Linked DNA regions of Homo sapiens: region 2 is linked to region 1. Evidence: read pairs that join two places in POLR2A ChIA-PET (ENCODE). Cell type or tissue: Caco-2. All regions are shown on one strand. Each heading gives the region's core, and the rest is flanking DNA. Links, peaks and the distances in the headings are about the cores only.

Evidence for each region. Peaks named below come from ENCODE experiments on the same cell type or tissue, not always from the same donor. Only the 100,000 strongest peaks of a DNase experiment are listed, where the experiment ranks them.
Region 2: POLR2A ChIA-PET joins it to region 1 with 8 read pairs; 3 of 35 experiments call an interaction of 5 or more read pairs at or near these places.

The regions. Positions count from the first base shown.
Region 1 is chr5:55,651,622-55,668,220 of GRCh38, reverse strand. It overlaps SLC38A9 (solute carrier family 38 member 9), which reads left to right. Exons shown (of 16, transcript NM_173514.4): 8 at 3,358-3,528; 9 at 11,447-11,506; 10 at 15,498-15,692. Among named protein-coding and RNA genes, the nearest start is that of SLC38A9, 52 kb to the left of the region's middle. In Caco-2, for the core only: no CTCF peak of the experiment used is centred there; no DNase peak of the experiment used is centred there.
Region 2 is chr5:55,566,464-55,583,062 of GRCh38, reverse strand. No RefSeq gene overlaps it. Among named protein-coding and RNA genes, the nearest start is that of PLPP1, 40 kb to the right of the region's middle. RefSeq lists an enhancer at 7,558-8,444. In Caco-2, for the core only: no CTCF peak of the experiment used is centred there; a DNase peak (open chromatin) is centred at 6,632.

The DNA of each region.
Region 1 (16,599 bases), core at 14,033-16,532:
CCCACAGAGTTCTCTCTATAACTGTTTTTTCTTTTATTTTCCTTTTTTTTGGAGACAGGATCTCACTGTCACCCAGGCTGGAATGCAGCAGCGCTATCACAGCTCACTGCTGCCTGGACTTCCCGGGCACAGGTGATTCTCCCACCTCAGCCTCCCAGGTAGCTGGGACTACAGGTGCATACCACCATGCCCAGTTAATTTTTTGTATTTTTCATAGAGACAGGGTTTCACCATGTTGCTCAAGTTGGTCTCGAACTACTGGGCTCAAGTGATCTGCTCACCTCTGCCTCCCAAAATGCTGGGATTATTGGCTCTATAACTGTTAACTTCCATGTTATTAAACTACTCCACACCATTTAAAAAGAAGAGAGGCTGAGGCACGAGAATTGCTTGAACCCAGGAAGTGGAGCTTGCAGTGAGCCAAGATTGTGCCACTGCACTTCAGCCTGGGTGATGGAGTGAAACACTGTCTTAAAATAAAATAAAATAAAATAAAAATAATAAAAAGAAGAACTTCCACCAATTCATTTTACAAAGTCCACACACCCCTAACACAAAGCCTGACACTACCAAAAAGAAAGAAAATAATATAGAAACGTAAAATTTATTTGTAAAACATTATCATATAGAATCCAACAGTATATCAAAACATATCCTGTGCCTAAGATAAGGTTTATTCCAGTAATGCAAGGATGTTTCATTATTAAGAAATCCAACATAATTCACTACATTAACAAATTAAAGAAAAATTCATAATTACATCAATAGATATCAAAAAGGCACTTAATAGAATTCAGCACCTGTTTCTGATTAAAACTCTAAGTGAAAAGCACTACTTAAAAATAGCAAAGTCTATTTATTCCCAGACAAGTACCGGCACCATTCTAAAATTATGAAATGCTAAAGCAGTTTTCATTAAAGTCAAGAAAACATAGAAATATTCATAATTAATCAGTTTTTTTTGGAGATATTGTCAAATGCAGCAAAAAAAACCCTAAATAATATAAAAACTAGAAGAGACTTAGAATTATATTATCAGTCAAAAGATAATTTTATTAGAAATGCTAAGAGTCACTCAGCTCAATGCAACCTCCTCCTCCCAGGTTCAAGCAATTCTCATGCCTCAGCCTCCCGAGTAGCTGGAACTACAGGCGCCCACCACCACGCCTGGTTAATTTTTGTATTTTTTGTATTTTTATTTTTTTTGAGACGGAGTCTCACTCTGTCACCCAGGCTGGAGTGCAGTGGCGCGATCTCAGCTTACTGCAAACTTGGCCTCCCAGGTTCACGCCATTCTCCTGCCTCAGCCTCCCGAGTAGCTGGAACTACAGGCACCCACCACCACGCCCGGCTAATTTTTTGTATTTTTAGTAGAGACGGGATTTCACTGTGGTCTCGATCTCCTGACTTCGTGATCCATCCGCCTCGGCCTCCCAAAGTGCTGGGATTACAGGCGTGAGCCACTGTGCCTGGCAATTTTTGTATTTTTTGTAGAGATGGTGTTTCGCCATGTTGGCCAGGCTGGTCTCGAACTTCTGACCTCAAGTTGATCCACCTGCCTCAGCCTCCCGAAGTGCTGGGATTACAGGCATGAGCCACCGTGCCCAGCCGAAACAGTTATTCTTGATAGTGATATTGTCCTCATGTTCTTTATCTAGATGTGAATTCTCATATTCTAATGTCCCCAACTTTTCAGGCTTATGACTGCTTTCTGCCATGTACTAGCTGCCATATTTTGCTTCAAAGGTGGCAGAACTTCAGTTTTTCTGTATTCATCAAACATAATTATTTCAAAGTAGTTCAAAGCATGGGATCATAGAGGAAAAAAGACTGTAAAATTATCCTTTGATGACAATTAAAATACTCTTTCATAGGTTATACTTATCTATATTCTTTCTTGAACATTGAAATGTAAAACAAAAAGTTTATATTACTAATATAATAATCCTATCATGGAAAAGCAAATGGTTTTAGTTTTTTGTTTTCTTATGTAAATTTCTATCCTAAATGATAGGAATCTCTAAATACATGCTTTTTAAAGTTAATCATATTGTATTTTAGTTGTCTTCTACTTTATCACCTATTTTTTAGTACATGTTATGTTTCTACGATCACCATTTGTGTCTCTTAATGATTGTATACAGTTGCACACGGCAGCTCTATTGTATTTGCATAATCATTGCCCTAGGTCTTATGTTAAAGTCATTGCTAGTTTTTGCTATTCTAAAGAATACTCTTCTAAAAATATTTTATATATACTTTCTGTATTCTTTTAAATTACTTTCTTTTTGGTGCAGTGGTGGGATCATGGTTCACTGCAGCCTCAACCTCCTGGTCTCAAGGGATCCTCCCACCTCAGCCTCCTGAGTAGCTGGTACTACAGGTGCACGCTGTCACGCCTGGCTAATTTTTGTATTTTTTTAAATATGGGGTTTTGCCATGTTGCTCAGGCTGGTCTCCAACTCTTAGGCTTAAGCATTCTGCCCACCTCAGCCTCCCAAAGTGCTAGGATTACAGACCTGAGCCACCATGCCCAGCCCTGTTTGTCTTTTTCATTGTAATTTGTTTCTTCGGTTGCTAGAAGATAAACTTTCATGTTCTATTTCTACATTATGTTTTCTAACTTTTTTATTATTTGATTTCTTTCTTTTGTTTTTTTTCTTTTTTTTTTTTTGAGATGGAGTCTCACTTTGTCATCTAGGCTGGAGTGCAGTGGCATGATCTCAGCTCATTGCAACCTCTGCCTCCCAGGTTCAAACAATTCTCATGCCTCAGCCTCCAGAGTAGCTGGGACTACAGGCGCGCCACTATGCCCAGCTAATTTTTTTGTATTTTTTGATAGATATGGGGTTTCACCATGTTGGCCAGGCTGATCTCAAACTCCTGACCTCAAGTGATCTGCGTGCCTCGGCCTCCCAACGTGCTGGGATTACAGACATGAGCTGTCGTGCCCGGCCTGTTTGACTCAATTTTCTGAAATTTATATTGGCATGTGGTAGAAAGTGTGACTCAAGAAACTTTCCGCAATGTTGTTATCTGAATATGCCAAATATTAAGTAATATTTTCTGGCCCTTACTGATGCATTTGTCTAACCTTAGTTTATCACTTGCTTTTATGAATTATAAAATGTTATGATACTATAATCTGTTTCTCAGGTTATCTGTACTATTTTATCTACATTTCTTTTATTTTTCTATAATGTTTTAATTTTATTATCTTATAATATATTCTAATGTCTAGCGATAGAATACCCATAATCTTTCGCCAAATATTTTGAGTTTATTTGGGGAACACAAATTATGAATATGGAATATATGTTCAACATTTAGTTTTATTCTTTCTCTTATTTTATCTAGTTTCGTTGGATACCACTAGCTGGGAATATCCAGATGTCTGCAGACATTATTTCGGCTCCTTTGGGCAGTGGTCGAGTCTCCTTTTCTCCTTGGTGTCTCTCATTGGAGCAATGATAGTTTATTGGGTGCTTATGTCAAATTTTCTTTTTAATACTGGAAAGTTTATTTTTAGTAAGTATCTATATCATATGCTTTTAACACAGTACTTTCAAATACTATTACCACTGTAATGTTAGTTCTAGCCTTAAATTCTAGGACTTGGGATAAATAAAATAAGAAGTAACATATATAATTTTGGAAAATATATTTTATTCAGTTGGCTTTCTGTGGTTGTGCTCTCAAATATAGTGTATGCTTATTTCCAAACATTAATCTTTGAAGGAATAATATTCCTCCAAAATCTTTAGTTAAAATAAAATATGTCTATAATCCAACAGATCTTTTAAGTTTGTTTCACTAAAGAATTTGGTATGTAGACTCTAGGGAAAACAAATTTCAGCCACTTATTTTCAACATGTTAGGATATAAGATTAGGAAGTCAAAGAATAATGGAATTTATGTGATAAATATATTATTAATATTTACATATCACAGAATTATAATTTACCCAAATCAGCTACTTAAATTCTGAGGAGAGTCTTAGAAATCAGTCCAAATACTTCTTATAATTTTTTTTAGGTTAGATAGAGGAAGTTCATTTTTTTAATTAATGAATTTTTTTTTCTTTTTTTGAGACAGGGCCTTGCTATGTTGCCCTGGCTGGTCTCAAACTCCTGGGCTCAAGTGATCCTCCCACCTCAGCCTCCTGGTTACAGACTCACGCCACTGTACCGAGCTGGAAGTTTATTGTAAAAGATACCAAACCTTTTTCTGTATAAAGGTTTTACTAAAGTTTTCACTAAACCTAAAGTTTAATATATGTTTAGCAGCTTTAAATAAAGCATATATTTAAAATCTGGATTTACGTGAAAACCAAATTTCAAAGTAAGTCCTAACATAATCACAACAGCTAATTTCCCTAAGAGCCTTTGAATGAGGGAGATAAATTCTATTTCATTTTAAACATTAAAGAATAAAATTAGCTTTATAATTTTTATTGCCAAGCATTTTTATTTTTTGAGAGGTTTTTTGGAGACAGAGTCTTGCTCTGTCACCCAGGCTGGAGTGCTGTGGCGCGATCTCGGATCACTGCAACATCCACCTCCCAGGTTCAAGTGATTCTCCTGCTTCGGCCTTCCGAGTAGCTGGGATTACAGGCACCCGCGGTAACACTCAGCTAATTTTTGTATTTTTAGAGATGGGGTTTTACCATGTTGGCCAGGCTGTTCTCGATCTCCTGACCTCAAGTGATCCTCCCACCTCGGCCTCCCAAAGTGCTGGGATTACAGGCATGAGCCACCGCACCTGGCCCCAAGCATCTTTATTGTTTAAAAAACTATGAAATATTTCAAACTACAAAAAATGCAAAAGCTAATATAAATACCAGTATACTGACTAATGAGTTTTTGTGTCTCATTTTGTCATATTTTTATTAGATCTCCTTTTTTTTTTTTTTTTTTTTTTTTTTGTAGAGACAGAGTATCAGTATGTTGCCCAGACTAGTTTCTACCTCCTGGCCTCAAGCGATTCTCCCACCTCAGCTTGCTAAGAGGCTTGAATTATAGGCACAGGCCAGGCACGGTGGCCCACGCCTGTAATCGCAGCACTTTGGGAGGACGAGGCTGGTGGAACATCTGAACTCAGGAGTTCAAGACCAGCCCGGCCAACATGGTGAAACCCTGTGTCTACTAAAAATACAAAAATTAGCTGGGTGTGGTGGCACATGCCTATAATCCCAGCTACTCGGGAGCCTGAGGCACGAGAATCTCTTGAACCTGGGAGGCAGAGGTTGCAGTGACTGAGATTGCACCACTGCACTCCAGCCTGGGCAACAGAGCAAGACTCTATCTCAGAAAAAAAAAAAAAAGAATTATAGACACAAGCCACTATGCTTAGGTAGTTCTGTATTCCTATAAAAAGAAAATATTATGGATAGAGTGGAAGCCCCACATGCACTCCTTCTCAATCTCATTTTCCTTCTCTGAATTTGGTGTTTATCAATCCCATGCACTTTTTGGACTTTTACTACATGAATATATGAGCAACATACACTATTTGTTTTGCATTTTTTTTTTTTGGTTTTTTTTTGTTTTTTTGAGACGGAGTCTTGCTCTGTCACCAGGCTGGAGTGCAGTGGTGAGATCTCGGCTCACTGCAATCTCTGCCTCCCAGGTTCAAGCGATTCTCCTGCCTCAGCCTCCTGAGTAGCGGAGATCATAGGCGTGCACCACCACACCCAGCTAATTTTTGTATTTTTAGTAGAGACAAATTTTCACCATGTTGGCCAGGATGGTCTCGATCTCCTGACGTCGTGATCCGCCCACCTCAGCCTCCCAAAGTGCTGGGATTACAGGTGTGAGCCATGGCACCTGGCCGCTTGTTTTTAATCTACATAAACGCTTTTGCAACTTGCTTTCTGTCTTTCATCATCTCTGTTAATACACAAAGTTCATTCTGATTGCTTATAGTATTTAGTAATATGAATATACAACTTTTTTATCTGTTCTCGTTGATAAACATTTAATTTGTTTTCACTTATTGTGCTATTACAAGCAAGGCTTTATTAAACATCCTTATTTCTGTTGCCTTGTATACATGGGGGAGAATTTCTCCAAGTTATGGACCTTATAGACACATTTCTGGAATTTAAGATATTCACATTTTCAACCTTACTTGAAATTGCAGAATTGTTCTTTATCATGCTTGTACTACTTACACTCCTGCCAACAGTTTATGAAAGTTACCCTTGTTCCACATCCTCACTCACACTCAGTATTATCAGACTTAAATTTTGCCATCAGGATGTGGTTTTAATTTGCATTTCTCCTCATAAGGAGTGGCATTAATCATCTTTTCTTAATTATATTGACCATTAAATAGCTTATTCATATCCTTTGCCCATTTTTCTATCGGGTTGTTGGTCCTTTTCTTACCTATAGGAACTCTGTAAAGTTCGGATACTAACCATTTATCCATTATTGTGTTGCAAATATCTTCTAATTAGTGGCTTGTCTTCTCTTTTTATATGGTAGCTCTGTGTTATTCAAAAGTTTTTTATTTTAAAATTAGTGTTTTTCTCCATTATGATTCACAACTCTTCCATATACATTTTAGAATCAACTAATCAAGTTCCACAAAATTCCAATCAGAACTTGACTGGAATTGCATTGATTTTATCAGTTGGTACACCGTATAGTAATTGATATTGTAGCGTATTGGGTTAGAATTTGATTGACATTGCACTGGATTTATTGATGTGGAGAGAATTGATATCATTTAGATACTGAGTCTTCCTTTTTTTTTTTTTTTTTTTTTTTTTTGAGACGGAGTCTTGCTCTGTCACCCAGGCTTGAGTGCCGGGGCGAGATCTCGGCTCACTGCAAGCTCCGCCTGCTGGGTTCACGCCATTCTCCTGCCTCAGCCTCCCCAGCAGCTAGGACTACAGGCGCCCACCACCATGCCTGGCTAATGTTTTTGTATTTTTAGTAGAGACGGAGTTTCACCGTGTTAGCCAGGATGGTCTGGATCTCCTGACCTCATGATCCGCCCACCTCGGCCTCCCAAAGTGCTGGGATTACAGGCGTGAGCCACTGCGCTCGGCCTAGATACTGAGTCTTCCTACTCATGACTTTGGCATGGCATAGTTCTTTGTTTATTTAGGTCTTTAAAAAAAATTTTAAGTTTTTCTTGATAAAGATCTTGTGTATCTTTTTTTTTGGACTTTTTCCTCGGGATCTTAACATTTTTTCTGTAACAGTAGTTCTAATATACAAATATGCAGTTTTTATTATAAAAAATCTCAAACACATACAAAAAAACAGAATAGTATAATTTCTCCTTACCTAGTTTTAACAGTTATCAACATTCCGTCATTTTTAAATCATCTATAGTAGTGTTTTTCAACCATTTTTTCATTATTGTCCCTTCAAGGAGCCTTTTAGATATTTTTTTCTGATCACCCCCCCCATGAAATTTTAATACCAAAGATATACTGTAAATCTCTTTATGAACTGTATGCATATATATGCTTTATCTGTAGGAAGAGTTTCTTTCACACCCTGAGAATGAATTTTGTGCTTCTTGAGAGTAACATCCATTAAGAAGACATAATCCATGCTATTCCCACTCCCCACCTAGTTCAGCTATTAGTATATGTATAGTTCTTCTTTTAGATAGAATTTATTCATTGAAATAAACAAGTCTTAATTATACATACATACATCTATACACCTCCTTCAAGAAATAGAACATTTCCATCTTCCCAGAAAGTAATGATAAATTTTTGATTATACATTCAAATTATTTGTTGCTGTTATAAAAGAACCTAATTACATTTTGAATGTTTTTTTGAGACAGAGTTTCACTCTTTCACCCAGGCTCTGGGGTGCAGTGGTGTGATCACAACTCACTGCAGCCTTGACCTCTCCAGGCTCAGGTGATCCTCTCACCTCAGCCTCCCGAGTAGCTGAGACTACAGGCAAATACCACCACCATGCCCGGCTAATTTTTATATTTTTTGTAGAGACAGGTTTCGTCATGTTGCCCAGGCTGGTCTTGAACTCCTGAGTTCAAGCAGTCTGCCCGCCTTGGCCTCCCAAAGTGCTGGGATTACAGGCGTGACCCACCGTGCCCTGCCCCTTGAATGTTTATCTTTAATCTAGCAAACTTGCTGAACTCTTACTGATTCTAAAAATTTTGTAGCCGGGCGTGGTGGCTCATGCCTGTAATCCCAGCACTTTGGGAGGCCAAGGCGGGCAGATCACGAGGTCAGGAGACCGAGACCATCTTGGCGAACACGGTGAAACCCTGTCTCTACTAAAAGTACACAAAAATTAGCCGGGCATGGTGGCGGGTGCCTGTAGTCCCAGCTACTTGGGAGGCTGACGCAGGAGAATGGCATGAACCTGGGGGGCGGAGCTTGCAGTGAGCGGAGACCGTGCCACTGCACTCCAGCCTGGGCAACAGAGCTAGACTCTGTCTCAAAAAAAATAAATAAATAAAAAATAAAAATTTTGTAGATGCACTTTGTGTTTCCTTTTTAAATAATCATATCATCTGTGAATTAAAAAAGCTTTCTGTTTGGGCTTAGTGGCTCACGCCTGTAATCTCAGCACTTTGGGAGGCCAAGGCAGGTGGATCACCTGAGGTCAGGAGTTTCAGATCAGCCTGGCCAACATAGTGAAACCCCGTCTCTACTAAAAGTACAAAAATTAGCCAGGCGTGGTGGTGGGCACCTGTAATCACTGCTACTCAGGAGGCTGAGGCAGGAGAATGGCTTGAACCCAGGAGGTGGAGGTTGCAGTGAGCCAAGATCGTGCCACTGCACTCAAGCCTGGGCAACAAGAGTGAGACTCCATCTCAAATCAAAATAAAATAAAAAAAAAAACCTTTCCAGTTTTTTTAATAGTTCATATATGTATACATACATTTATATTTATATACGTATGTAATTATATATACGTACACAGACATATACGTATAAATGTGTATCTATATGTATATATTGATGGTTTTTTTTTTAATGTGAAGTTGCATTGAAGCGGTGCTTGTAGATATCCTTATATTGTTCATAAGGAAATCTTTCTGATGTTTCACAAATATTATGTTTATTGTGGGATATCAGTTGTACCCTTTAATAATTTAAAGACATTCCCGCCTATTGTCTACTTAAGTATTTTTATTAAAGTGGTTGAATTTTATCAAGTATTTATTCTGCATCTCGAGATAATCAAAAGATATGAAGAGACAATCAAGAGATTATCTTAATTAAATTTCCTCCTTTATCAATATGATGAATTAAATGAATACTTTTTGTAAAATTTAAACCATCCTTGTATTGTGGGGTAAACTTAAATAAGTTCATTAGTCATGACATATTTTTCAAATGCCTTACTGGATTGAATTTGCTTTTTTGGAGGGGTAGGAGCTAATATTTGTTTAGATCTTTTGTGTCTTTTCCTAACAAATATTGGCCTATGGTTTTTCTTTTTCATGCTGTCCATGAACCTTGGTGTGTTAGTTTCCCAAGGGTGCAGTAACAAATTACCATAAATATGCTTACAACAACACAGATTTCTTCTTTCATAACTATGGAGACTAGAGATGTGAAATCAAAGGGTGAACAGGGCCCTGGTCCCTCCTAAGGCTCTAAGGAAGAATCCTTCCTTGCCTCTTCCTAACCTTTGTTGGTTGCTGGTGGTCCTTGGCATTCCTTGGCAAGTAGGTACATCACTCCAGTTTCTCCCTCCATCTTCACATGGCCTTCTTCCCTCTGTGTGTCTGTGTCCAAATTTCCCTCTTCCTATAAATTGGGCTGGGCGCGGTGGTTTATGCCTGTAATCCCAGCACTCTGGGAGGCCAAGGCAGGCAGATCACCTGAGGTCAGGAGTTTGAGACCAGCCTGGCCAACATGGTGAAACCCTGTCTCTACTAAAAATACAAAAATTCAGTGGGTGTGGTGGCAGGCACCTGTAATCCCAGCTACTCGGGAGGCTGAGGCAGGAGAATTTCTTGAACCTGGGAGGTGGAGGTTGCAGTCATGCGACTCTACCCCAGCCTGGGTGACAGCAAGATTCTGTCTCAAAAAAATTAAAATAAAATAAAATAAAAGACATCAGTCATTGGCTTTAGGGCCCACCCTAATCTATTATGACCTCATCTTAACTTGATTGTATCTACAAAGACTCTATTTTTAAATAAGGTCACATTCTGAGGTTTCTAGTGGACATAAATTTGGGGTAAGGGGAATGCTATTTAACCCAGTACACTTCGTGTCAAGATTTTACTAGCCTTACTGTAAGTCTTTGGCATCAAGAAATTACACAAAGATTCATAAATTCCAATCTTAAATCATAAACAACCTTTGGAGATATTATAAAAACCCAAAGTACTATACTGTTTCTTTTATTCTATCTTGAGAAACATACGGTGAAGATGAATAATTTAACTATTTAACTTACTTTTATGACCTTAAAACCTAACCCAGCACCTTTTACTATCTTATTCAAGTTTCACAACAAATACTTTTATTAATGCTTACTCAGGTTATAGAAGGTTAATATCAAACAGAATAAAGTAAACCCCCTGAGGCAAGTAAACACATTCTCTGCCTGTTCTCTCTTTCACTGTAGAATGATGAATGCTCAGCCATCTGCATGTGCTTTGTTCTTTGTTACTTCCTTTAGTCTAACTCAGTGGTTCTTATGTAAATAACAATTCGTATATGGCCTTAGATCTATAAAAGTATGTATTGTACTTTGTAAAAAAAAAAAAAACTTTGATTTTCCAGGTAAGATCAGCTGTGTATGAGTGTTGGTTTCCCCTTTTTGCACACTTTAGAACTGTACTCTGTGTGAAATATAACTTTAGTGTGAGGATAAGAGAAAACTTACATACATATCTTTATTCCGGGGCTTTAAACTATCATTAATTCAGTGTTGTGGATAGATTTTTTTGAAATCTTCAATTTACACGTAAAGATTTTCCACAGTGGAACTGTGAAGACACTAACATTATCATGCCCATAAGTGAAGAAAACTATAGAAGGTGAAGCTATGTTAACAGTGAAGTAGTCTTTGTTCAGTGTACTAGATTACTACACAGATATTAAAAGATTTTTATAGGCTGGGCCCGGTGACTGACTTTGGGAGGCCGAGGTGGGTGGATCACGAAGTCAGGAGATCGAGACCATCCTGGCTAACACGGTGAAACCTGTTTCTACTAAAAAAATACAAAAAATTAGCCAGGGGTGGTGGTGGGCGCTTGTAGTCCCAGCTACTCGGGAGGCTGAGGCAGGAGAATGGCGTGAATCTGGGAGGCGGAGCTTGCAGTAAGCCAAGATCGTGCCACTGCACTCTAGCCTGGGCAACAGAGCAAGACTCCGTCTCAAAGAAAGAAAAAAAAAAGATTTTTATAAATAAAAGACCTTAAAGGGTAATAGATTTAGTGTCTTTCATTCAGTGTTAAACTATATTTTTTCCTTTATTTTTAGATTTTATTCATCACATTAATGACACAGACACTATACTGAGTACCAATAATAGCAACCCTGGTAAGTAGTTTGGGATGTTGTTTGTTTCTTTACTCTCCACCTTGCTCCAAAAAGGATTTAAGGTAGAACATGTGACCTTATTTTAGGTAAACGATTAGTAGAAAATTATTATGTTTACTGAGCTGCTACTAAATTGTTGGTAGTGTGTTTAAAAAAAAAAGAACCTCCAAAAAGGCTGTGTTAATGTAACCAAGCAATAGGTTGTATTAATGTGAGCTAGGCAACATTTAGTTCATATTATACAATTCACAATTTTATCTACAGTATCCATATTTGCCTGTGAATAATCAGTATTTTCAAGAATCTATATCACTATTAATTATATCAGATGTCTAGAAGCATAGTTCTCAGTTTAACTTAGTTTTAGAGGTCTATTGTTTTAGTTATTAATATATATGCTATACAAATTTGTAACCTGTAAAAGAATTCATTTTCTAGTAATAAACAGAGGTTAGTAACTAAATATGGAAAAATAAATTGAAGCTTTTTCAATTTATTTATTAATACAACCAAGCAATAGGTTGTATTAATGTGAGCTAGGCAACATTTAGTTCATATTATACAATTCACAATTTTATCTACAGTATCCATATTTGCCTGTGAATAATCAGTATTTTCAAGAACCTATATCACTATTAATTATATCAGATGTCTAGAAGCATAGTTCTCAGTTTAACTTAGTTTTAGAGATCTATTGTTTTAGTTATTAATATATAGGCTATACAAATTTGTAACCTGTAAAAGAAATTAATTTCTTAGAAATTTTTCTTTATTTTTAAAAAATAAACCCTTGTGAGCCAATGAGTTTAATCCAGTATGGCCGTTACAGGGAAAGTGAATATAAACATTAATATAACTTTGGTAACAGTTATGCTGTTAAACTTGAACATCACCTAAAGCTTTATGTATTTAGATTTCAGGGATACTAAACTGATGTCATGTTGATGGAGATGCACATTGATCACTAAGAGGATGATTCATTAAACACATTTATTAAGCCTACTATGTGTCAGGAACTGTTCTAGGCTCTAGGGATATAATAATGAACAGACAAAAGTCCCTCCTCTCATGAAGTTTACATTCCAGTGTTTGCTACTCAGTGTCTTACTTTTCCCCCTAATTAAACCTGTCTTTTGTTAATGCTAGAAAATGAGTGAGTAAAGTACTAGCTTTTATTCCTGTGGACACATACACATATACCTTTGAATTATTATCCTAAAATCTCTTGTGCCCTATTCCTTACTTCAGAATTTTCAAAGGATCAAATAACATCCTTGTATTTAAAGAGAAAATTATTTTACTATACCTATTCTGATATTAATTGATGAAACTAGTTTACTAATATCTAAAGTTAATAGTACTTCTCCAGTAGGGAGTCAGTTCATCATTAGGGTAATAAATATTAATATCACAGTCACATTGATGATTTAGAGAACCCCATCAGCAAAGTCAGTTTATATAGTGATATCTTATATCCAGCACTTCTTGATTTCTCTGCTAATGTTTATTTTGAACAGTGTAGTAAACAATGAGAGTATGAAACAATCCATTTCAGTTAGTGTAAAAAATTTTAGCTGCTGAGCATGGTGGCTCACGCTTTTGATTCTAACACTTTGGGAGGCCGAGGCAGGAGGATTGCTTGAGCCCAGGAGTTTGAGATCAGCCTGGGCAACATAGCAAGACCCTGTCTCTACAAAAAAAAATTTTTAATTAGCTGGCCATAGTGGCGTGCACCTGTAGTCCGAGCTACTCGGGAGGCTGAGGCAAGAGGATCACTTGAGCCTGAGGGGTTGAGGCTACAGTGAGCCATAGTTACGCCACTGCCCTCCAGCCTGAGTGAGTGAGATCCTGTCTCAAAAAAAAAATTACAGCTAACATTTATTGAATGTTAACATTTATTGAATGCCTGTGTGCAGGCATTGCATTAAATGTTTTATAGCAACCTTAAATGGTAGATACTGTCAACACCATTTTCCAGGTGAAGAGACCAGGGAACATAGAAGTTAATTTCATCCAAGGACACCTAAATATTAAGTGGCAGAGTTGGGATTCATTATTCAGTCAATTAACTTCCATCCACAGCCTGTGCTCTTTTTTTTTTTTTTATTTGAGACAAGATCTCTCTCTGCTGCCTAGGCTGGCCTATAGTGGCAATGATCATAGCTCACTGCAACCTGGTACTTCTGGGTTTCAGCAATCCTCCCACCTCCACCTCCCGAGTAGCTGGAACTACATCCCATCCAGCAAAATTTTGTTATTCTTTTAGAGACAGGGTTGCCATGTTTTCTAGGCTAGTCTCAAACTCTTGGCCTCAAGTGATCCTCCTGCCCCAGCCTCCCAAAGTGCTGGGATTAAAGGAATGAGCCACTGCGCCCAGCTGCCATAGCCTGTGCTTTTAACCACTATAATTAGCACAAGAAAATTTCTGTCTAGAGCGTAGAAGAAAAAAAGCACACTAAAATGTTGACTAAGAAGGAGAAAGAAAATTAAATGTTTGGCTTTGTGGCATGCCAAATAATGGATAGAGAATAAAATTAAAAATAGAACTGACAATGAATATTCTTTCTCTTTGACAAATGATGAGCATAAGGGTTACTTAATACGAGTATTTTCTACCTGCATTAAGAGTTCTTTACGAAAAGCTGATTATTAGCAAAAGCTCTACTGTGACATTAGAAACAATGAGAATGGCTGGTACTCTGTCTGATAACAGAAGAAATTGCCACTTGTAGATCAGTATTTAAGAAACATACGTTTAGGCCCAGTGCGGTGGCTCAGGCCTATAATCCCAGCACTTTGGGAGGCCAAGGCGGGCAGATCACGAGGTCAAGAGTTCGTGACCAGCCTGGCCAGCATGGTGAAACCCCGTCTCTACTAAAAATACAAAAATTAGCCGGGCATGGTGGCATGCGCCTGTAATCCTAGCTACTCAGGAGGCTGAGGTAGGAGAATCACTTGACCCCAGGAGGCAGAGGTTGCAGTGAGCCGAGATCGCACCACTGCACTCCAGCCTGGGTGACAGAGCGAGACTCCATCTCAAAAAAAAAAAAGAAACATACATTTTACTGATTTCCCAGTCATCTGGATACCATCTGGACTCTTAGGCTTCTATCAAATATGATCAACTTCCAGAATTATTTTGGATTGTTGGGATTCAAGATTCTTGCATTTTTATCAGTGATTATGATATCATGGCAGCTGTTTCAATGATGTTTGCTTTTTATTCCAAACCCATAGATTTTGTTTGTTGTTAAAAGAAATCTGCTCTTTGGCCTTTTTATGGGTTATTCGTGTGATAAACAGTCACCCTAAATGATATTTTTTATATTATTGTGTAAATAAGACCAAATACCATCCAGCCCAGTATTTTCTCTCTGGCAATGGAACCAAGGGATATTTGGTGGGATATTTTTATAGTTTCCAGTAGAGTTTAAAGATAATATCTCAGGGCTGGGCGCAGTAGCTCACGCCTGTAATGCCAGCACTTTGAGAAGCCAAGGTGGGTGGATCACCTCAGGTCAGGAGTTTGAGACCAGCCTGACCAACATGGTAAAATGCCCTCTCTACTAAAAATACAAAAATTAGCTGGGCATGGTGATGTGTGCCTGTAGTTCCAGCTACTTGGGAGGCTGCAACAAGAGAATCGCTTGAATCCAGGAGGCGGAGGTTGCAGTGAGCCGAGATCACGCCACTGGACTCCAGCCTGGGCGACAGAGCGAGACTCTGTCTCAGAAAATAAATAAATAAAAATAATGATAATATCTCAGAAATTTTAAAGATTCCCTCACCCTTATTTATTTTTAGGTGAAAGAGTCCTAATATTCCTAAAATTAACCCTCTATTTTTTCCAGAAAAGAGAAATTTAGGCTCCTAGGAAGAGTTGAGGTTGGTAGAGCAAGTGTCTGTCTCTAGAGGCAGTCATTTTCTGTTTTTTGTTTTGTTTTGTTTTGTTTTTTGTCATCTTCTTTAATCTGGTGCTTTCCTATTGCAGTGATTTGTCCAAGTGCCGGGAGTGGAGGCCATCCTGACAACAGCTCTATGATTTTCTATGCCAATGACACAGGAGCCCAACAGTTTGAAAAGTGGTGGGATAAGTCCAGGACAGTCCCCTTTTATCTTGTAGGGCTCCTCCTCCCACTGCTCAATTTCAAGTCTCCTTCATTTTTTTCAAAATTTAATATCCTAGGTAAGTAGTAGCACTGAATTATGGAGACTTTGTGTAATAGAATACGTGGTGGAGTCTAGGGAAATATGGTCTGATTGGGGAGTTACCTTCCAAGCCTGTTCATCTGTGTTTAATTTGTTCATTCGTTTTTGTTTTGTTCTTTCTTTCTTTCTTTTTTTTTTTTTTTTTTTTGAGACGGAGTTTCACTGTTGTTGCCCAGGGTGGAGTGCAATGGCTCAATCTTGGCTCACTGCAACCTCTGCTTCCGGGGTTCAAGCAATTCTTGGCCTCAGCCTCCCAAGTAGCTGGGATTACAGGTATGCGCCACCACACCCAGCTAATTTTGTATTTTTGGTAGAGGTGGGATTTCACCATGTTGTCCAGGCTGGTCTCAAACCCCTGACCTTAGGTGATCGACCTGCCTCAGCCTCCCAAAGTGCTGGGATTACAGGTGTGAGCCAGCACGCCCGGCAATTTGTTCATTCTTATGATAACCTGATTTTTTCTATTTTTTTTTATGGAGTTTGGCATGGAGAAAAGTGTAGATGACCATTTTTGGTTTTGTTGTGTGTGTGTGTTTTTTTTTTTTGAGACATGAATTATTTGGTTTCTCATTCTAAACTTACTGAACAATTCTTCCTCATTTTCTCTGAGGATACAACTAGACGAAATACACGAAAATTTCAGGAGGAGAGATCCAAATTGGATATTATAGGAATTCTTGATTCTAACGGTTGGAAACAGAACTTACTAAGGAAAGTTATAGAATGTTTTTTCCTACAGTCTCTAAGAGTATTGTGCAGAATTGTCACCTGACTTTGAACCTGGGAAATCATTCTCTATCTCAGGCTTCGTAGGTTTATTTTGCTTTTGCTCTCTTCCTCAGTGCTTTTTTTTCTTAGAACGCTATTGCCTTCTTCAAGGAACA
Region 2 (16,599 bases), core at 5,305-7,804, 76 kb after region 1:
CAAACTGTATATTAGATAACAGTATTGTATCAATGCCAAATTTCCTGAATCTGATCATTGTGTCATGGTTATGTAGGAGAATGTCCTTGTTGTTAGACAATATACTAACAAGTACTTAGAGATAAAGATGTCTGTAACTCACTCTGGAATGGTTCAGTAATAATAGTAATAATCAAAATATATGTATGAATATAAAAAATACAATTGTGGCAAAACGTTAAAAGTTAATGAATCTACATAAAGGCATATGAGAGTTCATTTTACTATTTTTGTAACTTTTCTGAAGGTTTAAATGTTTTTTAATAAAAAGTTTTTTAAAAAGAAAAAGAGGTGTAGAAGAACCTCTAGTGTATTACTTTTTAGGAGAAATTCATAGACTGGAAGGGAACAGAAGAAACTGATATCAGTGGTTGCTTCTGGGATATCAGAAATTGGCCTGAGAGAGCAGGTAGAAGGGAGATTTACTATATTGTGTACCTAACTGTAATGTTGGGACTAAAAATTTTTTTTTAAATCTTATGTACGCATTTCCTATTCAAAATGAGAGAGGAAGCAGCAGGAGTGGGTGGGGGAGGGAACCAAGACATTATTTTAAAAGTAACCACAGCTACTAACCAGCAAACACAACTTCACTTTCATTGTGTGCATTTAGAGTAACAATTAGTTTTCCTAATTCATTTTAGGCATTCCTGTGTACACTGATCAAAAGTAATCAGTATCGTTTTTTAAAATGAAAAGCAGAACTAAAAATGACACTGCTCAGAGACAAGCACTCTTCAGATTTTCCTATGGCTCCCTGTAGTCTTTTTCCCAAACACTTTTTTTTTTGTTAACATAGTTGAGATCATACTTAATATATAATGTTATGATCTACCTCCTTTTTGGCTTAATATATCAAATATATATCTATAGATATCTATATCTATAGATGGATAGATAGATAGATAGATAGATAGATACGTAGATACACAGATAGATACATAGACAGATTTTTTTTTTAAGACAGGGTCTTTCTGTCACCCAGGCTGGAGTGCAGTAGTGCAATCTAGGCTCACTGCAGCCTCTGCCTCCTGGGATCAAGCGATCCTCCCACCTCACCCTCCCAAGTAGCTGAGACTACAGGCCTGCGCCAGCATGCCCAGCTAATTTTTGTATTTTTTGTAGAAGTGGGGTCTTGCCATGTTGCCCAGACTGATCCTGGGCTCCTGAGCTTAAGCAATCTGCCCGCCTCAGCCTTCCAAAGTGCAGGAATTACAGGCATGAGCCACCTTGCCTGGCCTTCAAATATTTTCTCAAGTCCTTAACAATTTGTTTTAAACAGAAACCTTAATAGCTGCATAATGTACTATCCTATGGATGTCTTACAATTTATTGAACCATTCCCTGTTGTTGGACATTCAGGTTGTTTGCAGTTTTCTAAGTAAATCTGCAGTGAACATAATAACTTATAATTCTCCATCTGCATTTCAGTTTCTTTTCTTCTTTTCTTTTCTTTTTTCTTTTTTTTTTTTTTTAAGACGGAATCTTGCTCTGTCACCCAGGCTGGAGTGCAATGGCGCGATCTCAGCTCACTGCAACCTCTGCCTCCCGGGTTCAAGCAATCTTCCTGCCTCAGCCTCCCAAGTAACTGGGACTACAGGCATGTGCCACCATGCCCTGTTCATTTTTGTATTTTTAGTAGAGTTGGGGTTTCGCCATGTTAGCCAGACTGATCTTGAACTCCTGACCTCAGTTGATCCCCCCACCTCAGCTTCCCAAAGTGCTGGGATTACAGGTGTGAGCCACTGTGCCGGCCTGTTTTCTTCAGATAGATTCCTAGGGCCATTCGCAGTGGTTCACGCCTGTAATCCCAACACTTTGGGAGGCTGAGGCAGGAGGATCACGAGGTCAGGAGTTCAAGACCATTCTGGCCAACATGGTGAAACCCCGTCTCTACCAAGAATACAAAAAATTAGCCAGGTGTGGTGGTGTATGCCTGTTGTCCCAGGTATTCAGGAGGCTGAGGCAGGAGAATCGCTTGAACCTGGGAGGCGGCGGCTGCAGTGAGCCGAGATCGCGCCACCGCACTCCAGCCTGGGCGACAGAGTGAGACTCCATCTCAGGTTAAAAAAAATAAAATAAAAAGATAGATTCCTAGTAGGGAAATTACTGGGTCATAGGATATTAACACATTTAAAGACTCGTGGGACATATTGTCAAATACCTTTATCAAAAGATTGTTCCAGCTCCTTCTTGCAGTGTCAAGGACCTTCTGAGTCTGCAGTGATGGGAATCTCACGTGTTGTAGACTGGACTAGAAGGCAGAGAGCTGTGTGGTGGTCTCTGCTGTGCCACAAATCACTACCTGGCCCTGAGAAAAGCAGTTTTTACAAAACACCAATAATAATGATTTTTAAATATATGTAAACCTGAAATAATTTTTAAATCATTTTCTTTGTTTTCTTTTTTTTTTTTTTGAGATGGAGTCTCTCTCTGTCACCCAGGCTGGAGTGCAGTGGCGCCATCTCAGCTCACTGACACAGCCGCCTCCTGGGTTCAAGTGATTCTCCTGCCTGAGCCTCCCAAGTAAGTGGGATTACAGGCACACGCCACTAAAAAATCAGCACACCCAGCTGATTTTTTTGTATTTTTAGTATAGATGGGTTTCACCAAGTTGGTCAGGCTGGTGTCGAACTCCTGACCTCAGGTTATCTGCCCACTCGGCCTCCCAAAATGCTGGGATTACAGGCATGACTAACGCGCCTGGCCTTTAAATCATTTTCATATGTTTGTTTGTTTGCTTGCTTATCTGTTTTGAACCTTGCAACTAGCCCATGAAACAACAGGGAGGTATCATTCCCATTTGAAAGATCAGAAAGACTCCGGGCAACATTGCAAAACCCTGTCTCTACAGAAAAATTAAAAATTAGCCAGGCATGGTGGCACACACCTGTAGTCCCAGCTACTAAGGAGGCTGAGGTGGAGAGGATCTCTTGAGCCCAGGAAGTCGAGCTGTGGTCATGCCACTGCACTCCAGCCTGGGTGACAGAGCAGGATCCTATCTCAAAATAATAATAATGATAATGATAAAGCTGGGTGCAGTGGCTTACACCTGGAATCCCAGCACTTTAGGAAGGCGGGGCGGGCAGATCTCTTGAGCTCATGAGTTTGAGACCAACCTGGGCAACATGGCAAAACCCTGTCTCTATAAAAAATACACAAAATTAGCTGGGTGTGGTGGCCTGCACCTGTAATCCCAGCTACTCGGGAGGCTGAGGCAGGAAATGGCTTGAGCCTGGGAGGCAGAGGTTACAGTGAGCCGAGATCGTGCCACTGCACTCCAGCCTGGGTGACCGAGTAAGACCCTGTCTCAAAGAAGAAAGAAAACAAAGTTCAGAATGGTTAAGTGATTTTTTTCCAGAATCACCAGCTGGTAATTGACATGAAACACACCACTTCTGGTGCATACTTCAGAATAATTTCCATTTAAGTCACACCGCCTCCTTTTTACCATGTCATGCAATCCCTCTAGATCTTGGTGGGGATTGTCTTAGTGCTTCTCAGACTTTCCCGTGCACACAAATTATCCAGGTATCTTGTTATAATACAGAGTCTGATCAGCAGGCCAGGGGTGGGCCCAAGATGTGACATTTCTAACAAACTCCCAGGTGATACAACACTGCCAGTCTGTGAACCCAACTTTGAATTGCCAGGTGGGAGACAGTCACTTAAATTCCTGTCAGCAATACTACTCTATATTTCAGTATTTTCACCTAGGACAAATTATTTTAGTGTGTAGATGCCATTTATCATATAGAACCCACCAGGTTCCAGAATGCATAGACAAGTGGATGACAATCAGTAACTCACCATAGCCTGGATTCCATAATTTTATACCAAAAATTCAAATAATACAGCTTTAAAAAAAACATATATATCTAAGAAGTTATTTGAAGCTAAAAACACAGATTGCAGAACCAGCCAGTACAGAGTAGGATATTTAGCTGGGGAGGCAAGAGCTATATACAGAGAAGTGACCTAAGAACACCAGGGTGCATGACTAAGTACTGGCAAAGGAGAGCATCCCAGGCAGGGGCCACAGCCTTGGAAAGGCAAAGGAGAGTAGGAATTAGTCAAATATTTTAGGGTCAGTAGACAGACTAATTTGGGAAGATAGAGATCTTCCCTATCTTCCCAGGGAGATAAGATGGGAAGTGCAACTCCAGGCTGGATTTTCATAGCTTGTGGATGCTTGGCTGAATTTAGACCTTTATCTGATAGCATACAGGAACATGCCACTGAAAGCTTTTTTTTTTTTTTTTTTTTTTGACAGAGTCTTGCTCTGTCACCCAGGCTGGAGTGCGTTGGCATGATCTCTGCTCACTGCAACCTCCGCCTCCTGGGTTCAAGCGATTTTCCTGCCTCAGCCTACCAAATAGCTGGGATTACAGGCGTGTGCCACTACACCTGGCTAATTTTTGTATTTTTAGCAGAGACGGGGTTTCACCATTTTGGCCAGGCTGGTCTCGAACTCCTGACCTCAAGGGATCCACCCACCTCGGCCTCCCAAAGTGCTGGGATTACAGACGTGAGCCACCACATCCAGCCCTGCTGAAAGCTTTTGAGCAAAGGAATGACATGATGAATGGAGTTAGGCAGATGAATTTTCGGAGGGAAATAACTGGAGTGCTAAAAGGCCATTGCTGTATTAGCCGTGAGAGAATTGCAGTAGAAATGAAAATGGACAGGTACAGGTACAAGAGATATTGTGAGGGAAAAAAGTAATAAGTTGACTGTACTGGCTAATTATATGTGGTGGATGATAGAAGAGTTTAGGGTGAGTCTCTGAGGTTTCAAGGCTGGATAACAGGAAAGTGGTGGTACCATTAGCAAAAATGGGAACATAGGAAACATGCTGATTTAGAAAACGATTTCCTCCTGATAAGCAACCACAACAATAGCCCCAACCAACTTTATATCCTGGCATGGCCCAGGATACTATGATCACAATGGCAGAAGAAAGACAATTTGAGACAAAATTGCCTTAATTTTCTGATCACTAGTTAATATTCTGCCTTCTGTCTATAAAAACATCTGTCAGGCTTATGACTGGTTTTCCAAGAGTGATGGGTATACACAGATTTCTGCCTACTTTCCACCCATCCTAACAACTGTCGCTGGTCACACAGCTGACTAGAAGTGCAGAGAGAAATGTGCATGCTGGGATCAGGGCCAAACTAACCTGCCTGTATGGGGTTCAGACCAGAGACTGGCATCGTGAATTCTGGCTTTCTGTGCACTCTCAGTACATGCACCTTTAGAAAAGCATTGATCTAATTCTGATTTCATTCTGACTTAGCATGATCCACTAGAAACCTCCTTGTAGGAATCTGAAGTTCTGAGTTCAACTCACAAATACACTGGCTTCATTGCCTTATAGTGGCCTCGTCCTCAGAATAGCATAGTTATTTGCAGCCAAGGGCAGACCTTTATACACTATTGGCAGCCTCTTCTCGGCGGAGCTCGTGGGAGCCTGAAAGGAAGAAGTCCAGACATGCAGGCAATTTTCTCCTCTGTTCATCAATCCACTCCATTGTCTTTTTCAGTGGTTTGACCTCATGCCACAGTTGTAAGGTATTTTGGAAAGCCCTGAGATATATTCATAGCTGTGGCTGTACAAACAAAAGATTTTTAATTAAAATAAAAGCAATAATAGAAACATTTTCAAAAAGAGGGTTGGTTTTTTAAAAAGCCAAATGTCTTTGTCAAATTCTAACTGGGATAGTTCCATGTGTAGATTGTTTTCTTTTCCTGTGACTTCTTATCACAGATAATTAATAAGAATTTGTGGAACACCCACTCTGTTCAGAGCACAATAATAGTACTGCCACTGTTTAGGGTTTAAAGCAAGTTGCCAATTCAATAAACCCAGTAAAGGGTTTCTTTTTTTTACCCCTTTGTAACAACCATCTTTTATCTGAGAGATTGAATATATTTCAATGGTAGAATCATGTGGCATCATATATCATGATTTATCATAAATTTGCAGTTGACCTATCAAGTGAGATTGAACTATGATATGAAGCCACCATAGAAAAAGTTTTTCTCTATTTCTTCCCTCTTCAGTCTTCTAATGGAAGTATAGTTTGAGTGGTGAGAGAAATGTTCCAAGAACAGGCAGATGCAACATCAGCATCTGCCACAATAGAAATGAGTAATGAAGTCTCAGGATAATTTTCTGTTTTTGTTTTGGCAATAAAAACCCGACTTGTGTTTTTATTACTCTTCTCAATCACTTCTTAAGCCAGTAAACCTGATATAGGCAAATCAATTAGTTCAGAAATGTCTTCAATAATGGGATACTCTTAGAGAATGGGCAAGTGACTTCGGGAGGCCCAAGTGGGAGGATCACTTGAGCTCAGGAGTTCAAGATCAGCCTGAGCAACATAGTGGGACCCCATCTCTTTAAAAAAAAAAAAAAATGAGAGAGAAAATAGGCAAGTGATTCAAGCAACTCATTATTTCAACCACAGTCACACAGCAGGAAGATATTCAAAACCAAATAAATGCCCCAGAACTTGCATAAGAACAAACACACAGAAAGAAAAGATAAGACTCTGTGGAAACCAGTTGGATTTCATCTGTTACTTCAGCCGTTGGGCAAGATCTGTTTGACATGTACTTCTGTAAAAGTTTCTTATCTATGGAACCAGCTAAGTTCTTTGAAATATCACTTCATCTTGATATTCCTAATGATGATGAAAGATTTGTTTGCTGAGCTGTGTCCAAACACAAGCTGAAGTGGAGATTCTAGGTACATATCAAGATGATTTGGACCAAAAGGAGCTCTTTTGATAATTTGGAGCCCATTTCACTATGTTTCACTTTCGTTGAGGTTTCCATAGTGGAATGGTTATCATGTTTACTGCACACTTATGTTTCACTTTCAGTAACTGGGATTAAATGGACAGACACTAAACAATTTGTGTTGTGTCTGGGCATGGTGGCTCACGCCTGTAACCCCAGCACTTTGGGAGGTTGAGGCCAGCCTGGGCAACATAGTGAGACCCTATCTCTACAAAAATTACAAAAATTAGCCGGACATGGTGGCATGTGCCTGTAGTCCCATCTACTCAGGAAGCTGAGGTGGACCAATCACTTGAGCCCAGCAGGTAAAGGCTGCAGAGAGCTGTGAGACGTGACCACGCCGCTGCCCTCCAGTCTGGGTGACAGAGTGAGACCCCATTAAAAAAAATTTACGTTGCTTCAAGCTTTGCTTTTGGGATAGTTTTGGGATGTTTTGGGATAGTTTCCCAAATCTTTCAAAATATTGGATTCATTAAGTTTTTTGTTGTTCAGGAGGGTTTTTTTGTTTGTAGAAATGTTACCATTTTCTATAACTATGGTATAATATCACAATCAGCCTGTTGATACAATCAGCAATTTCATCCAGATTTCCCAGTTTTACTTGTACTGGGCGGGGGGGGGGGGGTGGGGTGGGGGGGCGGTGGTGTATTTACACAATATTATCACTTGTGTAGTTTTGTCTATCCACCCTACAGTCAAAATGCAGAACGGTTTCATCACCACAAGGATTCCTTGTGTTGCCTTTCTGGAACAATACACACACCCCTCCCACCCCACAAACTGTATTTTTTTTTTTTTTTTTGAAACGGAGTCTCGCTCTGTTACCCAGGCTGGAGTGCAGTGGCGTGATCTTGGCTCACTGCAACTTCTGCCTCCCGGGTTCAAGCAATTCTGTTGTCTCAGCCTCCCGAGTAGCTGGGACTACAGGTTCGCACCACCATGCCAGGCTAATTCTTTGTATTTTTTAAGTAGAAATGGGTTTTCAGCATGTTGGCCAGGCTGGTCTCAAACTCCTGACCTCAAGCAATCCACCAGACTTGGCCTCCCAAAATGCTGGGATTACAGGCGTGAGCCACTGTGCCCAGCCCCTGTATTGTATTTTGACCTATCAGTTAGTTCTCCATGTAGGCTGGAAAGTCAGATGATAGCAATGAAAAGCATGGGCTCTGAAGCATCACTGCCTGGGTTTGGATCCAGGATCTACCACCATGCTAGGTAATTTATATAACTTATCTAATTTAATGCTCACAAAAGCCCTGTGAAATAGATATTCTTATCCCTATTTTCTTTTCTTTCTTTTTTTTTTTTTTTTAAGACAGAGTCTTGCTCTGTTACCCAAGCTGGAGTGAAGTGGCATGATCTCCGCTCACTGCAACCTCCACCTCTAAGATTCAAGCGATTCTCCTGCCTCAGCATCCTGAGTAGCTGGGATTACAGGTCTGCACCACCACACCCGTCTGATTTTTGTATTTGTAGTAGAGACAAGGTTACATCATGTTGGCCAGGCTGGTTTCAAATTCCTGGCCTCAAGGATCCACCTGCCTCGGCCTCCCAAAGTGCTGGGATTACAGGCGTGAGCCACCGCACCTGGCCTATCCCTATATTCATATGAGGAAACTGACCCTTAGAGAAATGAAATACAATGCAATATTTGCTCAGAGTAACACAAAAACAGACATTCCAACTAAGATACAAAACCAGGATTGTCTGACCCCAAAGCCCATGCTTTTCCCCAACAGCAAACATTAACTTTATAAGAATAAATAAATGCACCTTTGTGCATTTATTTATTTTGGTGCATTTATCTATTATTTCATAAAGGTGCACCAAAGATGCAACTTTGTACATGAAAATTATTTTTCTAGAGTAGAGTTGTAAATTATATCTGTTGGATAGAAAAGGGAATTCCAGGCCAGGCACAGTGGCTCATGCCTGTAGTCCCAGCACTTTAGGAGGTGGAGGTGGGTGGATCATTTGATCCCAGGAGTTCAAGACCAGCCTGGGTAACATGGTGAAATCCTGTCTCTATTTAAAAAAAAAAAACAAAAAAACAAAAAAAAAACTAGCCAGGCCTAGTACTGTGCGCCTGTAGTCCCAGCTACTCGGTAGGCCAAGGTGGGAGGATCACTTGAGCCCGGGAGATTGAGGCTACAGTGATCCACTGTGATCTTGCCACTGCACTCTGTCCTGTAACAGAGTGAGACCCTGTATTTAAAAAAATAAAAGAAAAGAGAATTCCAGAGTGTATAGTTTTATTACCCTACAGGACATTAAACAAGTTTTTTAAAAAAAATAATAGACCTTTCCTTTTTACAAGTTTTTGATTTGCTGATAAATTAGGCAGATTGTACAGACAGTTCCCATATATCCTCTCTTCCTCCACTCTTACCCCCACAGTTTCTCCTATTACTGTATTAACATCTTGCATTAGTGTGGTACATTTGTTATAATTGATGAACCAGTACCGACAAATTATCATTAACTAAATTCCACAGTTTACATTAGGGTTCATTATTTGTGTTGTACAGTTTTACAGGTCTTAACAAACACAAAATGTCATGCATCCACCATTACAATGCTATACAGAATATTTCACTATCCTAAAAATCTAATGTGCTTCACCTATTCATCCCTCCCCTGAACTCCTGGCAATCCCTGACCTTTTTATTGTCACTACAGTTTTGCCTTTTTCAGGATGTCATATAGTTAAATTAATAATATGTAGCCTTCGTGGATTGGCTTCTTTTACTTAGCAATATGCATTCAAGATTCCTTCATGTCTCTCTGTGGCTTGATAGCTCATTTCTTTTTAATGCTATATAATACTTCATTAAATGGCCAATATCACAGTTTGTTCACCTATTCAACTATTGAGGGATGTTTTTGTTGCTGCCAGCTTTTGGCACCTATAAATAAAGCCGCTATAAACTTTGGCATGCAGGTTTTTGTGTGAACATAAGTTCTGAACTCATTTGGGTAAATACCTAGGAGTATGACTGCTGGATTATATGGTAGGAGTATGTTTATCTCTATAAGAAACCATCGGCTGGGTGCAGTGGCTCACGCCTATAATCCCAGCACTTTGGGAGGCTGAGGCAGGTGGATCACCTGAGGTCAGGAGTTCGAGATCAGCCTGGCCAACATGGTGAAACCCCATCTCTACTAAAAATACACAAATTAGCTAGGCGTGGTGGCGCACACCTGTGGCCCCAGCTACTCAGGAGGCTGAGGCAGGAGAATCCCTTGAACTCAGGAGGTGGAGGTTGCACTGAACTGATATCGCACCACTACATTACATCCTGGGTGACAGAGCAAGACTCCATCTCAAAAAAAAAAAAAGAAAGAAAGAAACTGCCAAACTATCTTCTAAAATGACTGTACCATTTTGCATATCTACCAAGTTTTTTAAAAATCTAATTTAGGTGCAGTGGCTCCTAAATTAGGTGGCTCCTAAAGTGACTGTACCATTGTGCATATCTATCAAGTTTTTTAAAAATCTAATTTAGGCACAGGTGAGGTGGCTCACGCCCGTAATCCTAGCACTTTGGGATGCCAAGGTGGGCGAATTGCCTGAGCTCAGGAGTTCAAGACCAGCCTGGGCAACATGGTGAAACCCCATCTCTACTAAAATACAAAAAATTAGCCAGATGTGGTGGCAGGTACCTGTAGTCCCAGCTACTCGGGAAGCTGAGGCAGGATAATTGCTTGAGCCTGGGAAGCGGAGGTTGCAGTGAGCTAAGGTTACGCCACTGCACTCCAGCGTGGGTGACAGAGCGAAAAAAAAAAATCTAATGTAGTAATCTTATTTCTAGATTATTTCTTTCATAAATTGCAGATATTCAGTCTCTTGAATTCTCCTGTGAACCAGTTTCACCATCTTGATGGCTCCCCAATTAACAAGGTAAGTAAATATTTGACATGTGCTTACTTAAATATTTGTGTTAAGGGCCATGCTTTTTACTTTCTACAAATTATACTTTGAAAATGATAACCTACCATATTTCCCACATGAAAGACATAACCTAACACACACTACAGGAAGAAAATCTTTTGTCATTTTTCTAGCCATGGTAATGAACTTCACAGTCACACTGAGATTTCCTAAGGGTAGACTCACATGTAAACTGGCTCAATAACCCTTTTCAAAGCTATTATTTTACCAGTGCAAAAGAGTACCTGTAGGGGTGGGTTGCCCCTCCACACCTGTGGGTGTTTCTCGTAAGGTGGGACGAGAGATTTGGAAAAGAGAAAGACACAGAGACAAAGTATAGAGAAAGAAATAAGGGGACCCGGGGAACCAGCGTTCAGCATATGGAGGATCCCGCCAGCCTCTGAGTTCCCTTAGTATTTATTCATCATTTGTGGGTGTTTCTCAAAGAGGGGGATGTGTCAGGGTCACAAGACAATTGTGGGGAGAGGGTCAGCAGACAAACACGTGAACAAAGGTCTTTGCATCATAGACAATGTAAAGGATTAAGTGCTGTGCTTTTAGATATGCATACACATAAACATCTCAATGCTTTACAAAGCAGTATTGCTGCCCGCAGGTCCCACCTCCAGCCCTAAGGCGGTTTTTCCCTATCTCAGTAGATGGAGCATACAATCGGGTTTTATACCGAGACATTCCATTGCCCAGGGACAGGCAGGAGACAGATGCCTTCCTCTTGTCTCAACTGCAAGAGGCATTCCTTCCTCTTTTACTAATCCTCCTCAGCACAGACCCTTTACGGGTGTTGGGCTGGGGGACGGTCAGGTCTTTCCCTTCCCACGAGGCCATATTTCAGACTATCACATGGGGAGAAACCTTGGACAATACCTGGCTTTCCTAGGCAGAGGTCCCTGCGGTCTTCCGCAGTTTTTGTGTCCCTGGGTACTTGAGATTAGGGAGTGGTGATGACTCTTAAGGAGCATGCTGCCTTCAAGCATCTGTTTAACAAAGCACATCTTGCACTGCCCTTAATCCATTCAACTCTGAGTTGACACAGCACATGTTTCAGAGAGCACGGGGTTGGGGGTAAGGTCACAGAATCTCAAGGCAGAAGAATTTTTCTTAGTACAGAACAAAATGGAGTCTCCTATGTCTACTTCTTTCCACACAGACACGGTAACAATCTGATCTCTCTTGCTTTTCCCCACAAGTACCCGTTGAACATTCCAGGGAACTGATCCATAAATTTATTTCCAAAATGTTTTAACTTGGGAACCAATTACTGGATAAATGCTAAGTTACCCTGGTATAAATCTGATAAAAGTGAATTTTTCAAGCCACACGGTCTCCTTTGTTCAGTATATTTTTAATTTAGTGGTCTCTCTTAAGGGAGGAATTGAAATCAACCCTCTGCAACTGGGTCTTAGGCTTATCTCCAAGAAATAAAATCTCACAAGGTTTTGAGGCCTACAGTCTGAATTCTGACACTGCACAGAACTTATACAGACAGGGTAGAGACAGGAGACTTACAGGTCTGGTAGTGAGGGAGGCTAGGGTGCGTGGTTTGAATGTCAAGGGCGTTCTTGGGCTTGCTGCAAACCTCATTCTGATTCTTCCATTTTTTAACTGTTGAACTGAAGTCTATTTCTCTGCAGGGTTAAGTTATTCCAGACCAAGGAGAGAATGATTCGCTCTTGCCACCCTCCTCAGATGTGGAGCCACCGGGCAGATGGTTGGCACTGTGCACATGGCACTTGCATACACACACACACACATGCACACACGCACACACACTCACACACACCTCAACTAATGTAAAGGTCCCAACATAAACATTAGTTCTCACAAGTGCTCCAAGGATTTTAAAGGCTTTGGTGCTGCAAAAGATATTGAGTCAGCTTGTGACAGCTACAATCCTGCTCCTGTTTCAGGTTTAAGAAAAAAAGAAAGAAAGAAAAAAGGAAACCATACTCATTTCTTCCTTCCACAGCTCAGTGAAATTCCAAAAAATTAGTAAGAATCCCTTAGCTTGCCTCATTGGTAGAAATGTCTGGTTGGGACATTCCTTTGGCCACTTTCGCTGAAAACTGCATACCTCTGGGACTAAAGCATCCCCACTCCAGTCTCCTGTCTCAAAACTGACTGAGAATTGTCTACAAAGATAGGAGGACTCTGTGCAAAAACCCCCCGGAGAAAACAACACAAAACCACACCTGACCCTGCATAGAGCTTGTATTTCCAGAGAGAAAACACAGTCTCTGAGATAGTATTAGGTTGGTGCAAAAGTAATTGCGTTTTTTATAATTACTTTTAATGGCAAGTTAATATTTTTTAGCATCCCTCAGGGCCTCTTTTTATTTTCCCTGCTGAGCAGGTAACCACCTAAGGAGTGTTTGTCCCTGTTTCCATCATAGTCAAGGAAATGTGGGACATTCTTTTGCCTGTGAAATGGGAAAGTTGTCACTGCGATACAGTGTTAAGTTTCTCCGAGAGCCCATCTTTGCAAGTGAAGAGGCCTTCCTTATAGGAAATAGAAATGCTGACCAGGCCTTTTCTATCTAGGACACTTGTGCTCCTGGTCATTTTACTACAGCAGTTTGTGTTTAATTTGTTGTTTTATTTGGCAATAAGCAAGCAAGGAAAACAAGGGTATTAATAATGATAATCGTCATTTGAACTTCCTGGGTACAACATGTACTTGTACCCAAGTGCTGAATACAATTTTTAAAAAGGATTATTTGTATGTGTGCACAAATGAGACTAAAAATTGCCATGAACTTAAATCATTCATTCTCCTTTGTCCCAGAAAAACACATTTTTGTCTCCGTGGCATTTGAATCAACTTTTCTTTCCTTTCCTAATTTTAGCATTTGAAAAGATTTTATGTCATGAAACGACTTTATTTATGTATTCTGCAACCCTTGCCACAAAGCCTTAGGGTGTACCAATTAAAAACATGAGTTTTACCCAGCAAAGAACTGAAGCAATTTGATGATTTTTCATCGATGAAACAGTTTCCATTAGCAAGCTCCTTGCAAAATGATAGTTCTATTTGGCGACTCAAATGCCATAAATCTGGTTGTCTTTCTGGTTTTGCGGCGAATCCCGCCTGCCTGCCGTGGTCTCTGTTGTTGATTTAGGATTTTGGCTTGGCGACCCTTTGTTCTTCCCTCTCATCCCTCCTTTGTTAGAAAGGTGGAAAATCAGCAAGGGCTGTAAGCGCTGAGAAAACAGGGAGTCTCCTAGCAGGAGTCTCTTGAGTGTAGTTACCATTTATGGATTATGATCTAATAATTCAAATTCCAGGGCAACAGAAGACCATTGCAGAAGTTTTCTTGGCATATTAAAATCTGCCCGCAAGAGAGTTTACCAGAAAAGGAATCTCTGAGGTGAGGACCTGACGTCCACATCTTTGCGTTGGATGGCCAAAATTTCTGAGAAACACTAAGCTGTGAGGTCTTCTGAGAAATAAGCTGATGTCACAGGGTTGGACGGACCTGTTGCCACAAGATGCTAATGCTCTGGAAACCTGCCAAATGTATTGCCTGTTTAAAATGTACTCCATAGAACTACCATTTGATCCAGCAATCCCACTACTGGGTATCTACCCAGAGGAAAAGAAGTCATTATACGAAAAAGATACTTGCAGCTGGGAGTGGTGGCTCACACCTGTAATCCCAGAACTTTGGGAGGCTGAGGTGGGCAGATCACCTGAGGTCAGGAGTTTGAGACCAGCCTAGCCAATATGGTGAAACCCTGTCTCTACTAAAAATACAAAAATTAGCTGGGTGTGGTGGCGGGCATCTGTAATCCCAGCTACTCAGGAGGCTGAGGCAGGAGAATTGCTTGAACCCAGGAAGCAGAAGTTGCAGCGAGCCGAGATTGCACCATTGCACTCCAGCTCTGGGCAACAGAACAAGACTCCATCTCAGAAAAAAATAAAAAAAGAAAAAGAAAAAGATATTTGCACACACATATTTATAGCAGCACAATTTGCAATTGCAAAATTGTGGAATCAACCCAAATGCCCATCAATCAATGAGTGGATAAAGAAACTGTGAGATATGTGTGTATTTTTATATATATATCATATATATGTTATATATATGATATATATATTATATATATATCATATATATAACATATATATGATATATATTATATATATCTATATATATAATGGAATACTACTCAGCCATAAAAAAGAATTAATTAAGGGCATTTGCAGTGACCTGGATGAGACTGGAGACTATTATTCTAAGAGAAGTAACTCAGGAATGGAAAACCAAATATCGTATGCTCTCATTGATATGTAAGAGCTAAGCTATGAGGATGCAAAGGCATAAGAATGATACAATGGACTTTGGGGACTTAGGGGGAAGGGTGGGAAAGGGGCGAGGGATAAAAGACTACAAACTGGGTGCGGTGTATACTGCTCAGGTGATGAGTGCACCAAAATCTCACAAATCACCACTAAGGAACTTATGTAACCAAACAGCATCTGTACCCCATTAACCTATGGAAAAATTAAAGTAAAAAATACATAAATAAAATGGACTCCAGAGAGAAGTTGGTTAAGGGGTATAAAAATACAAGTGGATAGAAGGAATAAGTTCTAGGCCGGGCACAGTGGCTCATGCCTGTAATCCGAGGACTTTGGGAGGCCGAGGCGAGCGAATCACAAGGTCAGAAGTTCGAGACCAGCCTGGCCAGCATGGTGAAACCCCATCTCTACTAAAAACACAAAAAATTAGCTAGGCGTAGTGGTGGGCGCCTGTAATTCCAGTTACTCGGGAGGCTGAGGCAGGAGAATCACTTGAGCCCAGGAAGCAGAGGTTGCAGTGAGCCAAGATTGTGCCACTGCACTCCAGCCTGGGTGACAGAGCAGGGCTTCATCTCAAAAAAAAAAGTATTGTTTTATAATGTGTTATAAATTGACTTGCTTACTATAAACAATTTACATACAGAAGTGAATAAAGGAGAAACTAGCATTTCAAATAATCCCAATCCTACAGCTAACTATTGTGAAAAACTTGATATATATGTGTACATATATGACATATAGTATCTAATATATATCTATTACATTTTATCTATTATTTATTATATATACTGATTTGGCTTTTTTTTTTTAACCAAATGGCTTACACTCTACATTCTACTCTGTAATTTGCCTTTTTTCCCACATAACAAAACGGCCAGACATCTTTCAAAGTCCAGATACGTATATCTACTCTATTTGGTTTTGGGTTTTTGTTTTGTTTTGTTTTGTTTTTTGAGACAACAGGGTCTCCCTCTGTCACCCAGGCTGGGGTGCAGTGGCGCAATCTTGGCTCACTACAACCTCTGCCTCCTGAGTTCAAGCAATTCTTCCATCCCAGCCTCCAAAGTAGCTGTGACTGCAGGTGTGTGCCACCATGCCTGAATTTTTTGGTAGAGATGGAATCTCACCATGTTGGCCAGGCTGGTCTCGACCTCCTAACCTCAAGTGATTCACCCGCCTCGGCCTCCCAAAGTGCTGGGATTACAGGCGTGAGCCACCATGCCTGACCTATCTACTCCATTTGTAAAATGACTACATAGTATTCCATTGCATGGGTATACCATACTTTTCCATCTAATTCCTACTGGTGAAGATTTGTGGTTTCTAATTTTTTGCCCTTATAAATAATGCAATGGGCATCCTTGCATATGTATCTTTGCACACCTGTTTGGGAAGTAGAACTGTTGGATCAAAGGATATTGTGTATACATGTTTAAATATAATCATACTAGTGCCTGTAATCCCAGCACTTTTGGGAGGCCAAGGTGGGAGAATCACTTGA